3 separate regions of the Homo sapiens genome follow, and all the other regions are linked to region 2. The links are chromatin contacts, found by Hi-C or POLR2A ChIA-PET in ENCODE. All regions are on one chromosome and are shown on one strand. The core of a region is the stretch at or near the end of the contact, and the rest is flanking DNA. Distances in the headings are between cores, read along the strand shown.

What was found. Hi-C counts contacts between places; a loop is a spot of excess contacts on that map. ChIA-PET counts read pairs that join two places held with the same protein, here RNA polymerase II (POLR2A). Pooled maps may share reads with other maps.
Region 1: a pooled map shows a loop between it and region 2 (16-fold over the local background). The contact joins the promoter of LRP4-AS1 here to the promoter of MDK in region 2. A Hi-C loop is called at or near these places in 1 of 37 single-sample maps with no recorded cell type and 7 of 50 pooled maps. POLR2A ChIA-PET finds 5 or more read pairs at or near these places in 2 of 52 experiments (WTC11 and activated CD4-positive, alpha-beta memory T cell).
Region 3: a loop to region 2 is called in a map of A673, with 2.3 times the contacts of the local background. The contact joins the promoter of F2 here to the promoter of MDK in region 2. A Hi-C loop is called at or near these places in 1 of 168 maps with a recorded cell type or tissue (A673) and 1 of 50 pooled maps.

The regions. Positions count from the first base shown.
Region 1 is chr11:46,845,002-46,848,975 of GRCh38, forward strand. It overlaps LRP4-AS1 (LRP4 antisense RNA 1), which reads left to right and starts at 1,410. Exons shown (of 3, transcript NR_038909.1): 1 at 1,410-1,498; 2 at 1,609-1,716. It overlaps CKAP5 (cytoskeleton associated protein 5), which reads right to left and starts at 1,279. Exons shown (of 44, transcript NM_001008938.4): 1 at 1,219-1,279. RefSeq lists enhancers at 522-1,099, 1,554-1,673 and silencers at 934-1,083, 1,264-1,343.
Region 2 is chr11:46,379,535-46,382,966 of GRCh38, forward strand. MDK (midkine) reads left to right here and starts at 2,135. Exons shown (of 5, transcript NM_002391.6): 1 at 2,135-2,224; 2 at 2,523-2,599; 3 at 2,760-2,927; 4 at 3,053-3,214. The coding sequence starts at 2,524. It overlaps DGKZ (diacylglycerol kinase zeta), which reads left to right. Exons shown (of 31, transcript NM_001199267.2): 30 at 1-34; 31 at 297-1,017. The coding sequence ends at 413. RefSeq lists an enhancer at 866-1,500 and silencers at 1,000-1,209, 1,640-1,839, 2,270-2,379, 2,800-2,849, 2,825-3,119.
Region 3 is chr11:46,716,686-46,720,475 of GRCh38, forward strand. F2 (coagulation factor II, thrombin) reads left to right here and starts at 2,528. Exons shown (of 14, transcript NM_000506.5): 1 at 2,528-2,629; 2 at 3,017-3,177. The coding sequence starts at 2,551.

The DNA of each region.
Region 1 (3,974 bases), core at 160-2,659, 460 kb after region 2:
AACTTATGGTTGCAAAATAAATTGATTTCACCTTTATCTATATCATTAAATTTGGTAAAAGCATTACAGTTTGTCCAGTCACTTCAGAGAAGTCAAAGTCTTCTACAATTTCTTAAAGTTTCAAAAGATTCTTAGCTTAATTTATTGGCTCTTTAGGTCAAAAGAAGGACTTTTCAGGGTGATGAAAATGGAGGAAGGAGGAGCTCACCTTTCTAAAAATGAGTTTTCAATTACTATAATTATGCATAAGACAGGCAGCATTTCTGGGCCAAGATTTGATGCCTTGGTCCCATGAGAATTAAATTAGAGCCACGCATAAATTTGGGGCAAGTTCTGCAAAAACCACTTCAACCTCTATTGATGCTGAATAAAAAACTCATTGTTAAGATTCATCAACACGAATATATTTTCTAACACACACTAGCCACTCTGGCAACAACCCTTTCATCATTTTCTATCCAAGAAACACAACGGAATGCATTTCAATCCTGCTCAACAATTACCACGATTACAAGTAGAGGGGAGAGCTCAAAAGTAAGAATCTAGTTCACCGAGCCCGACCTTAAAGTAGCAAGGCCCAACCCACACTGCTGGCTATTGTATTGGTTCCCCAACACCTCCAGGGCTGGAAGGACACCAGAACGCTCCCGACACGTTGAGAGAGAGAAAGCCAGTCGTTAAGGGCGGGGTGGTGGATGATCGGAATCGTTCACATCGCAGCAAGCCAGCAGGGACACAGGTGTGCGGCCAGGCCCCGGTGCCGCTGTCCTTGCTCCAGGGCGACAAGGCCCTTCGCAACCACCACAGCCCTCGTAGGCGCTTACTTATTCATTCACTTGACAATTACGCGAGAGGCACTCTAGCAGGGCCGGCTCTCGGGGCCCCCGCCCTAGTCTTGGTAAATCGCTGCCGCCAGGCGCGGCCCTGCACCGCCCGCGCCCCGCGGACGCTGCCACCCGCGCCACGCTGCGGCGCGCTCTGGCCACCTGGAGCCCAACCCCGGCCTCCGCCGCACACGAGCGCCCACGCCCCCGGCCCTGCCCGCCGCAGGTCCCCCGGCCTCCGGCTCGCTTCGCCGCCTCAGACCTGCCGGGTTCGTGGGGCAAGTGGGGCGCGCGTCTGGAGACCTCCAGCCGCCCAGGATTCAGGGGCTCCTCTGCGCGCGCGATGCCTGCACTCGAGGGCCTCGCGGGTGGGGCAGGCCCACCGACCACTCACCTCAGCTGGGTCAGAACCAAGCGGCCTGCTCTAAGCCGTTTGAAACCGCTTGGGCCGCCGCACACCCCGCAGTGTCCTCGTTCTTTATTGGTCCTCGACGGACCGCCCATCGGACTTTTATTGGTCCATTTGAAAGGCCTGTGGGCACGCGCCGCCCGCAGCCTTAAAGGGGCCGCGCGCAGCCGTGTTTCCCTCTGGACCAGACGCCGCCTGCACGGGTGGGGACGCTGGTCGCTGCCGGGGGCAAGTCTGCCGACTCCAGAAAGAAAGGCGAAAGAATGTGTGTAGACCCGGGCATCCTTGGTCGTCAGCATGTTTGCTTTATTTAATTACAGATGTTCAGGCTGCTGTCAACACCCGACAATTTTTTTTGGTCATTTCATTCCCTAGAGATTGTGAAGCTAAGTGCTGTGAGGGAAACCAGAGGCAGCTGAGATGTCGTGGAAGTAACAGCGAATGAAGCCAGGATGCTGGATTCTGACCTTGGAACTGTTCTGAGTAAATCACTTTTCTCAGTAAATCTTCTGGAGTTGTTTCCTTATCTGTAAAATGGGATAACGATGTTTCCCTTACAATTTAATGGAGGAGTTAATATAACTAATAGAATGTCTGAGAAAAGCCTTTGTGAACTGTAACGCATCCTGCAAATGCTTAATATTCCCTTATAAAAACGAGAGGCTTGGTTAACATGATCTCCAGAATTTTAGCTTAGCTCTACATTCAGTGTTTCTGTGAATGAGTTCAGGTCCTTACTTCCAAGGAATTTGTAATCTACAGTGGTTGGAGGAATATAACATACAGACTAGTCACTAAAATTCAAAGCAGTGTAATAACTGTATAAATGAAAAGCTATAAATGCTTAGAGACAGGAGAAATTTGATGGGGGAGGATCTGTGAGGAAGATGAATTTTTAACCTAGGATTTAAAGAATGTGTAGATTCCCAACAGGCTAAAAGATGGAGAGAGGATGGATAAAAGTAAATGAAACAATTACATGTTTTTTCATTGTCAAGTTGGCAGAGATGAAAAAGTTCAACAGCCTTTGGTTGGTCAAGATTTGGAAAAACAGGCTGGGTGCAATGGCTTATGCCTGTAATCCTAGCGCTTTGGGAGGCCGAGGCAGGAGGATTGCTTGAGGCCAGGAGTTCAAGACCAACCTGGGTCTTGCTATCAAGACCCCATCTCTGTTTTTAAAAATATAAAGAGATTTGGAAAAATGGACACTCAAAGTCAATATTGGTAAGAGTATAATTGGTACAAACCTTTAGGAGGACAATTTGACAGTTACTAAAATGTACATAATCTAGTTCTGGCCCAGTAATCCACTATGAGGAATTTATCGTACAGATCTGTGCAAGTATGCAAAGAAAAATGTACAAGGATGTTTACTGCAATACTGCTTTTTTTTTTTTTTTTTTTGAGACAGTCTCGCTCTGTCGCCCAGGCTGGAGTGCAGTGGCGCAATCTCAGCTCACTGCAACCTCCGCCTCCCGTGTTCAAGCGATTCTCCTGCCTCAGCCTCCTGAGTAGCTGGGACTACAGGCACGTGCCATCACACCTGGCTAATTTTTTGTAGTTTTAGTAGAGACGGAGTTGCACTGTGTTAGCCAGGCTGGTCTTGATCTGCTGACCTCGTGATCCTCCCGCCTGGGCCTCCCAAAGTGCTGGGATTACAGGCGTGAGCCACTGCACCCGGCTTTTTTTTTTTTTTTTTCTGACAGAGTCTCTCTCATGTCACCCGGGCTGTAGTGCAATGGCGTGATCTTGGCTCACTGCAACCTCCATCTCCCGGGTTCAAGCAATTCTCCTGCCTCAGGCTCCCAAGTAGCTGGGATTACAGGCACCTGCCACCACGCCCGGCTAATTATTTTTTATTGTATTTTTAACAGAGATGGGGTTTCACCATGTTGGTCAAGCTGGTTTCAAACTCCTGACTTCAGGTCATCCACCTGCCTCAGCCTCCCAAAGTGCCGAGATTACAGGCGTGAGCCACTGTGCCCGGCCCTTTTTTTTTTTTCTTTTTTTTTCTTTTGAGATGAAGTCTCGCTCTCTCGCCCAGGCTGGAGTGCGATGGCACCATCTCAGCTCACTGCAACCTCCACCTCCCAGGATCAAGCGATTCTCCTATCTCAGCCTCCCAAGTGGCTGGGATTACAGGCATGTGCCACCAAGCCCAGCTAATTTTTTGTATTTTTGGTAGAGACGGGGTTTCACCTGTTGGCCAGGCTGGTCTTGAACTCCTGACCTCAAGTGATCCACCCGCCTCGGCCTCCCAAACTGTTGGGATTATAGCTGTGAGCCACTGTGCCCAGCCAGCACTGCTTAAGATAAAAATAAAATAAAATAAAAAAATAAATCTGGAGGCCAGGCATGGTGGCTCATGCCTGTAATCCCAGTGCTTTGGGAGGCTGAGGTGGAGGATTGCTGGAGTGTGGGAGGTCAAGGCTGCAGTGAGCTATGATCACGCCACTGTACTCCAGCCTGCGTGACAGAGTGAGACGCTGTCTCTAAAAAAAATAAAAAATCTGGAAATTACATGTTCATCAACAGGGAACCTTTTACATAAATTATGACATATCCATTCAATAGAACACTATGAAACTGTTAAAAAGAATGCGGTTAATCTATGTGCTGGAACAGAAACATGCACAAATTTTATTAATTGAAAAAAAGGCAAGTTGCAGAACTTGTGGAATGATTTTATTATATATGGTTATAAACGTATGTGTGTTTGAGGGCATGCCTGAAAATGGTTA
Region 2 (3,432 bases), core at 885-3,384:
GGCCGGGGCCTCGCTCATGAAGACAGACCAGCAGGTGAGCAGACGGCAGGCAGGGAGCCCACGAGGGCACCAACCAAACCTTTCCCAAGGTCCTAGGCGGGAGCTGGGGCTGGGGGCTGTCCCTGGGAAGACACAGTCCAGACCCTGGGAAACCTGAGCCAGCAGGGGAGGAGCTGGTGGGCAGAGAGGCCTCCCTCCCTGACCAGGCCACAGGGAGGTAGAGCCCCTGCCTCTCAGCCTGCTAGGGGTTAGGCCTGCCTCTGGCCCCTGCTGATCGCAGCTCCGCCCTCCTCCAGGGCGACACTCCCCGGCAGCGGGCTGAGAAGGCTCAGGACACCGAGCTGGCCGCCTACCTGGAGAACCGGCAGCACTACCAGATGATCCAGCGGGAGGACCAGGAGACGGCTGTGTAGCGGGCCGCCCACGGGCAGCAGGAGGGACAATGCGGCCAGGGGACGAGCGCCTTCCTTGCCCACCTCACTGCCACATTCCAGTGGGACGGCCACGGGGGGACCTAGGCCCCAGGGAAAGAGCCCCATGCCGCCCCCTAAGGAGCCGCCCAGACCTAGGGCTGGACTCAGGAGCTGGGGGGGCCTCACCTGTTCCCCTGAGGACCCCGCCGGACCCGGAGGCTCACAGGGAACAAGACACGGCTGGGTTGGATATGCCTTTGCCGGGGTTCTGGGGCAGGGCGCTCCCTGGCCGCAGCAGATGCCCTCCCAGGAGTGGAGGGGCTGGAGAGGGGGAGGCCTTCGGGAAGAGGCTTCCTGGGCCCCCTGGTCTTCGGCCGGGTCCCCAGCCCCCGCTCCTGCCCCACCCCACCTCCTCCGGGCTTCCTCCCGGAAACTCAGCGCCTGCTGCACTTGCCTGCCCTGCCTTGCTTGGCACCCGCTCCGGCGACCCTCCCCGCTCCCCTGTCATTTCATCGCGGACTGTGCGGCCTGGGGGTGGGGGGCGGGACTCTCACGGTGACATGTTTACAGCTGGGTGTGACTCAGTAAAGTGGATTTTTTTTTCTTTTCTGCTTTTCTTCTTTTGCGGGGGAGGTCTAACAAGCAGCGGGGGCTGCGGGGTTGTCCTCGGGGTGGGGGACTGGACGCTGTCGACAGCACCTTCCTGGGGCCCCGGCTCCCGTTTGGTGGTTGGTCCCAGGGCCTGCCCGGTTCCTGACCTCTGCCCGGCGGCCGCGCTCGTCGGGGCCGGGGGCGGGGCCGATCCCTCCGGCTTCCCGCTTCCCGCGGAGAACAACAATGAAAGTGAAAGAGGGGTGGGGCGGGGGCGAGCCCGGGTTCTGTGGCCCATTTGCCCTGTGGCCTTGAGCAAGCCCCTCCCCCAGGCCTCGGGGGCTCTCCCGGTTTGGGGGAACCGGGCGAGGCAATGCCACAGGCCCAGGGTTAGAGGGGGTGGGCACTTGCAGCTGCCGATGTGGCTGGATCTGGAACTTCTCAGACGGCTCCTGTCAGCGCCAAGTTTCACCAAATCCAGGCCTGCGGGCTCCTCCCCCAGGACCCCCACTCGCAGTCCCTCAAGCCTGTGCTCCCGGAAAGGCACTGGGCGACCGCACCCGTGGCTTTCTCTGGGCGACCGGGTCCCAGACTCCCCCCAGCACAGCAGAGCGCTTCCCTGCCCACCCGCGGAAACCGCCCCAGGTGGGCCGCGCCCCCTCCCCAGCAGCCAGCAGGGCGCCAGGGCTGAGCCGGCCGTGGAGGGGAGCGGGTCCCGCGGGTTATACAGGCGCCGGGGCTCCGCGGCAGGCAAGAGAAGCTGAGGCCTGAGAACGGCCCGGGCCTTGGCGTACGGCAGGGGACGACCTGGGATGGGGGCAGCGGGCGGCGGCGCAGGGAGTGGGCCGGGGGCCGGTGTGCGCGGGCGGGACGGGGCCCGGGGTCGGGAGACCACCGCTCGGAAGATGGGGCCGGGAGAGGCCGCCGTCGCAGCGCAGAGGGCACCGGCGGGGAGACGCGAGGACGCGGGGCCGGGAACACGGACGCCGGAGTAGAAGCGCGGGGGGCGCGGGCTGGAGCGGGGGCGGGGACGCCGGGGTCGGGGGCGGTGCGGGTTTGAGGGGAGGGGGCGGGGCGGGTCCTTCCCTGGGGGGGTGGGGAGAGGGGGCGGGGGCCCATGTGACCGGCTCAGACCGGTTCTGGAGACAAAAGGGGCCGCGGCGGCCGGAGCGGGACGGGCCCGGCGCGGGAGGGAGCGAAGCAGCGCGGGCAGCGAGCGAGTGAGCGCGCGGCGGCCCCTGGTCCGCCCGGCCGCGGCCGATCTAGGGGCTGGGGGCTGGAGGCGGGGGTGGGGGTCTGAGCTGCGTCCTGGGCTCGAGGCGTCCCCCGGGGAGTCGCCTCTTAGCGGTGCGTCCGGGCTAGCGGCGAGGGGCCGCCCCAAGTCTTCCCACCGCCGCCACCTTAGCAGCCCGACTTGGGGCCTGGAAAGTGGAGCACGCGGAGGTGGGAGGGCCCTGCACGCGGCCCCCGGTGGGGAAGGGGACGGGCCAGGGATTCAGACTCGGGCTCTCCCCTCAGGATGCAGCACCGAGGCTTCCTCCTCCTCACCCTCCTCGCCCTGCTGGCGCTCACCTCCGCGGTCGCCAAAAAGAAAGGTGATGGGGGATGATCGAAGGAGGGCTGGGGACGGGCAGGCGAGGCCCCTCCACTTCTGGGCTGGGCCGCCTGGGTTCCTAGCCTGGAACCCCAGGAAGGCGGCTCCCGAGGGAGTCTCCCCGTGCCCCAGTCCTGAACTCTGTTCCTCGCGCGTTGTAGATAAGGTGAAGAAGGGCGGCCCGGGGAGCGAGTGCGCTGAGTGGGCCTGGGGGCCCTGCACCCCCAGCAGCAAGGATTGCGGCGTGGGTTTCCGCGAGGGCACCTGCGGGGCCCAGACCCAGCGCATCCGGTGCAGGGTGCCCTGCAACTGGAAGAAGGAGTTTGGAGGTGAGGCGGGGCGCAGTCAGAGGGCAGGAGACGGGGGGCACAGCCTCGCCGAAGCCTGGGCGGACCCTTGGCGGAGGGCGGGGCCGCGGGCCGCGCAGCGCTGACCTGGGCCGCTCTCTCGCCAGCCGACTGCAAGTACAAGTTTGAGAACTGGGGTGCGTGTGATGGGGGCACAGGCACCAAAGTCCGCCAAGGCACCCTGAAGAAGGCGCGCTACAATGCTCAGTGCCAGGAGACCATCCGCGTCACCAAGCCCTGCACCCCCAAGACCAAAGCAAAGGCCAAAGGTCAGCGAAAGGAGAAGGGGGTGGGGCTGTCGCGGGGGGCTGCCCCCCCCCCCCCCCGCCTGTGAGGGGACAATTCCAAGTTAAACCTTAAGTTTTGAGTCCTGGCCAGTGGCTTCCTGACATCGCCTCACTTGGCTTCCCTGCCTGGAAAAGTCTGAAGATGGGCACTACAAGAGAGGCCGCAGGTGATGCTGGGGACATAAATCCTCCCTGGCCCA
Region 3 (3,790 bases), core at 1,278-3,777, 340 kb after region 2:
GCCTACAGTAATTTTATAGCAGCCCAGGCTAAGATAGCCATTTCTGGGTATAAGAATGTCATATACTGAACAGGCCTGCAACTGTGAGTAAAAGTCTGCAAAGAGGCCGGGCAGTGGCTCATACCTGTAATCCCAGCACTTTGGGGGGCCGAGGCAGGTGGATCACCTGAGGTCAGCAGTTCGAGACCAGCCTGACCAACATGGTGAAACCCCATCTCTACTAAAAATACAAAATTAGCTGGGCGTGGTAGTGCATGCTTGTAATCCCTAGCATGCACTTGGGAGCTACTTGGGAGGCTGAGGCAGGAGAATCACTTGTACTCAGGAGGCCGAGGTTGCAGTGAGCTGAGATCACGCCACTGCACTCCTTTCTGGGTGACAGAGTGAGACTCCATCTCAAAAAAACAAAACAAAACAAAACAAAAACAAACAAAAAAACCCAACAGGTAGGTAGCAGTGGTTCACGCCTGTAATCCCCACTTTGGGAGGCTAAAGTGGGCAGATCACCTGAGGTCAGGAGTTCACGTCCAGCCTGGGCAACATGGTGAAACTCTGTCTCTACAAAAATACAAAAATTAGCCAGGCATGATGGCGGGTGCCTGTAGTTCCAGCTATTCGGGAGGCTGAGGCAGGAGAATCGCTTGAACCTAGGAGGTAGAGGTTGCAGTGAGCCGAGTTCACGCTATTGCACTCCAGCCTCCATCTCAAAAACAAAACAACAAAAACCCAAAATATATATTATAATTTTATTTTATTTATTCAATTTTATTTTATTTTATTTTATTTTTCTAGGAACAGGTCTCATTCAGGCCAGGCATGGTGGCTCACGCCTGTAATCCCAGCACTTGGGAGGCCGAGGTGGAGGTGGGCGGATCACCTGAGGTCAGGAGTTCGAGACCATCCTGGTCAATGTGGCGAAACCCCATCTCTACTAAAAATACAAAAATTAGCCAGGTGTGGTGGCACACGCCTGTAATTCCAGCTACTTGGGATACTGAGTCAGGAGAATCACTTGAACAGGGAGATGGAAATTGCAGTGAGCCGAGATTGTTCCACTGCACTCCAGCCTGGGTGACAGGGCGAGACTCCGTCTCAAAAAAAAAAAAAAAAAAGAAAGAAAGAAAGAAAGAAAGAAACAGGATCTTACTCTGTTACCCAGGCTGGAGTACAGTGGTGCAATCATAGCTCACTGCAGCCTGGAACTCCTGGGCTCAAGTGATCCTCCTGCCTCAGCCTCCTCAGTAGCTCAGACTGCAGGCATGCACCACCATTCCCAGCTAATTTTTAATTTTTTTTTGGTAGAGATGAGGGTCTTGCTATGTTGCCCAGGCTGGTCTCAAACTCCTGGCCTCAAGCGATCCTGCCATGTCGGCCTCCCAAAGTGTTGGGATTACAAGTGTGAGCCACTATGCCTGGCCTAAAAATATATATATGAAAATATATAAGAAATGGGCCTCCCAGGAATTAAGGTGTTTGCGGGAGTCCTGGTCCCCAGTTTTTCTGCCAACACTCCCTGTTCCCACACATGACCTGGTCCAGACCCCAAACAGCCAGGCCCAAAGGACAGGTGAGGCGAGGCGAGAACTTGTGCCTCCCCGTGTTCCTGCTCTTTGTCCCTCTGTCCTACTTAGACTAATATTTGCCTTGGGTACTGCAAACAGGAAATGGGGGAGGGACAGGAGTAGGGCGGAGGGTAGGGTAGGACCAGAAGCCTCTCTAGGCCTGCCATGGGGCAGGCAGCCAGGGAGAAGGAGGGCCCCTCAGTGGAGACCCAGGGATTTCAGTAGCCCCTGTTCCGGGACAGGCGCAGGTCCTGGGAGGTGACAGAAGATAGACTAAAGGCCCAAGAGTCCCTGGACCTGACTCCTCCCAGGCAGCTGCCACACACAAACACACCTCCAGGCACCCTGGACAGGAAGGAGGAGAAATGGGCCCCTCCTCCAGTGGCTGAGAAGCTGGGGCAAATGTTGGCTGTTCCTATCCCTGGTGCATCCCATGGCGAGGGGCAACTTCCATCAGGCCACACCTTTTATCTTTGTCTCTATTTTTGATATCTGTGTATTATGATTATACAAACCCCCACATTGGCCTATATGTGCAGATCTGATTAAGAACTTACGATATTCCATGGACATTCCATTCCTAATCTCCTTTAGTCCTCACAACAAAGTATTATTCCCATTGTATAGATGAGGAAACTGAGGCACACAGAGATGACAAGCAACCACCGCTATATGTTAGGATTCGAAGGAGCTCCAGGAAAGTCTCATAGCCCCACTGGCCAGAATGGGCTAAATCTCAGAGGGGGAGGGTGGGAGATGGGGGTGACAGTGACCTTTTTTGTGACTCCTCCTAGACCATCCATCCCTGCTCCCAGGAGGACCTGTCCTCCCAGATGGTGGAGATGGACAGGAGGACTATCTACCCACCCGTCCCCACGGCCCTGACCCTCTGACCTCACCCTCTCCGCTGATTTCTTCATGTTAGTTCAACATTAACCCAGAGGGGTCAGGACAGACAATTCCTCAGTGACCCAGGAGCTGACACACTATGGCGCACGTCCGAGGCTTGCAGCTGCCTGGCTGCCTGGCCCTGGCTGCCCTGTGTAGCCTTGTGCACAGCCAGCATGGTAAGGGAGTGCTTGCAGGCTGGAACAGGCTGGAGGACTGGGGTGTGGGCCCATGGGCTGGGGTCTCCTGGCTGGACAGAGCACACAGAGCTGGCCCCTAAGTAGGTCTCAGCCCCAGGCGGCCAGCTTAGGGAAGAAGTCAGGAGCTCAGGGCTGGAAAGAGAATGGCTGCTTCTCTCTTCCAATATAGGGAGCAGGCTGGGGGCAAGGGGCAGTGTAGGAGGGGCACAGGGGGCCACATTTAGCAGCCTTCCAGGCACTTCCACCAGCCCAGACAGCCTCTCTCAGAAGCCAGCAGGGGAGGGTGGGCTTGCTTCATGCCCCCAGAATGGCCAAGACTGCCTGTTCCTGAGGCCGCTGTCCCATGACCCCCCCACCGCCTTACAGTGTTCCTGGCTCCTCAGCAAGCACGGTCGCTGCTCCAGCGGGTCCGGCGAGCCAACACCTTCTTGGAGGAGGTGCGCAAGGGCAACCTGGAGCGAGAGTGCGTGGAGGAGACGTGCAGCTACGAGGAGGCCTTCGAGGCTCTGGAGTCCTCCACGGCTACGGTGAGCCTGGGCTGCTCGGACGGTGCCGGGGCCTCAGACCGGGCCCAACTCTAGACACTTCCACAGAGAAGCAAGCGAGGAACGCCACAGCCCCTTCGCTGCTCACAGCCTCATTTCAACTCTGAGCCCCTCCTCACAGGGCTGGCAAGAGGAGCGGCCTCAGCCTTTCCTGGGGGTCTCTGTGCCTGGACTGTGTCCCTGTGCAGCTCCATGACATGGGGAGGCCTCCACAGTCTTCAGACATCCACCTGCCCTGGAGCTCTGTGTCCACATGGCCTCCTCAGCGGCAGACTCCCACACCACCCTTGAGGGGTGGGACTCTGGGGAGGCCACCACAAGCCCCCGGGCTCAAGACTCAGTGTTCCTGGAGCTCTGTGTCGCCTTTCCTGTCTGTAGGGCTCTGCCAGGGTCCCACTGCCCCCTCTCCTCCCATCTCCCCCAGCCTCTTTCAGTCTCGGTGTGTGTGTTGGAGGAACTCCCCTATCCTCAAATATTCTTCTCCTTTTGGAAACAAAAGTAGGAAACTCTGCCACAAACCTCCCCAGAGCCTGCCCCCTGCGTGACCAGGGTAAAGGAAAGTGTGAGGAGGAGACATAACATTTACTAAAACAAC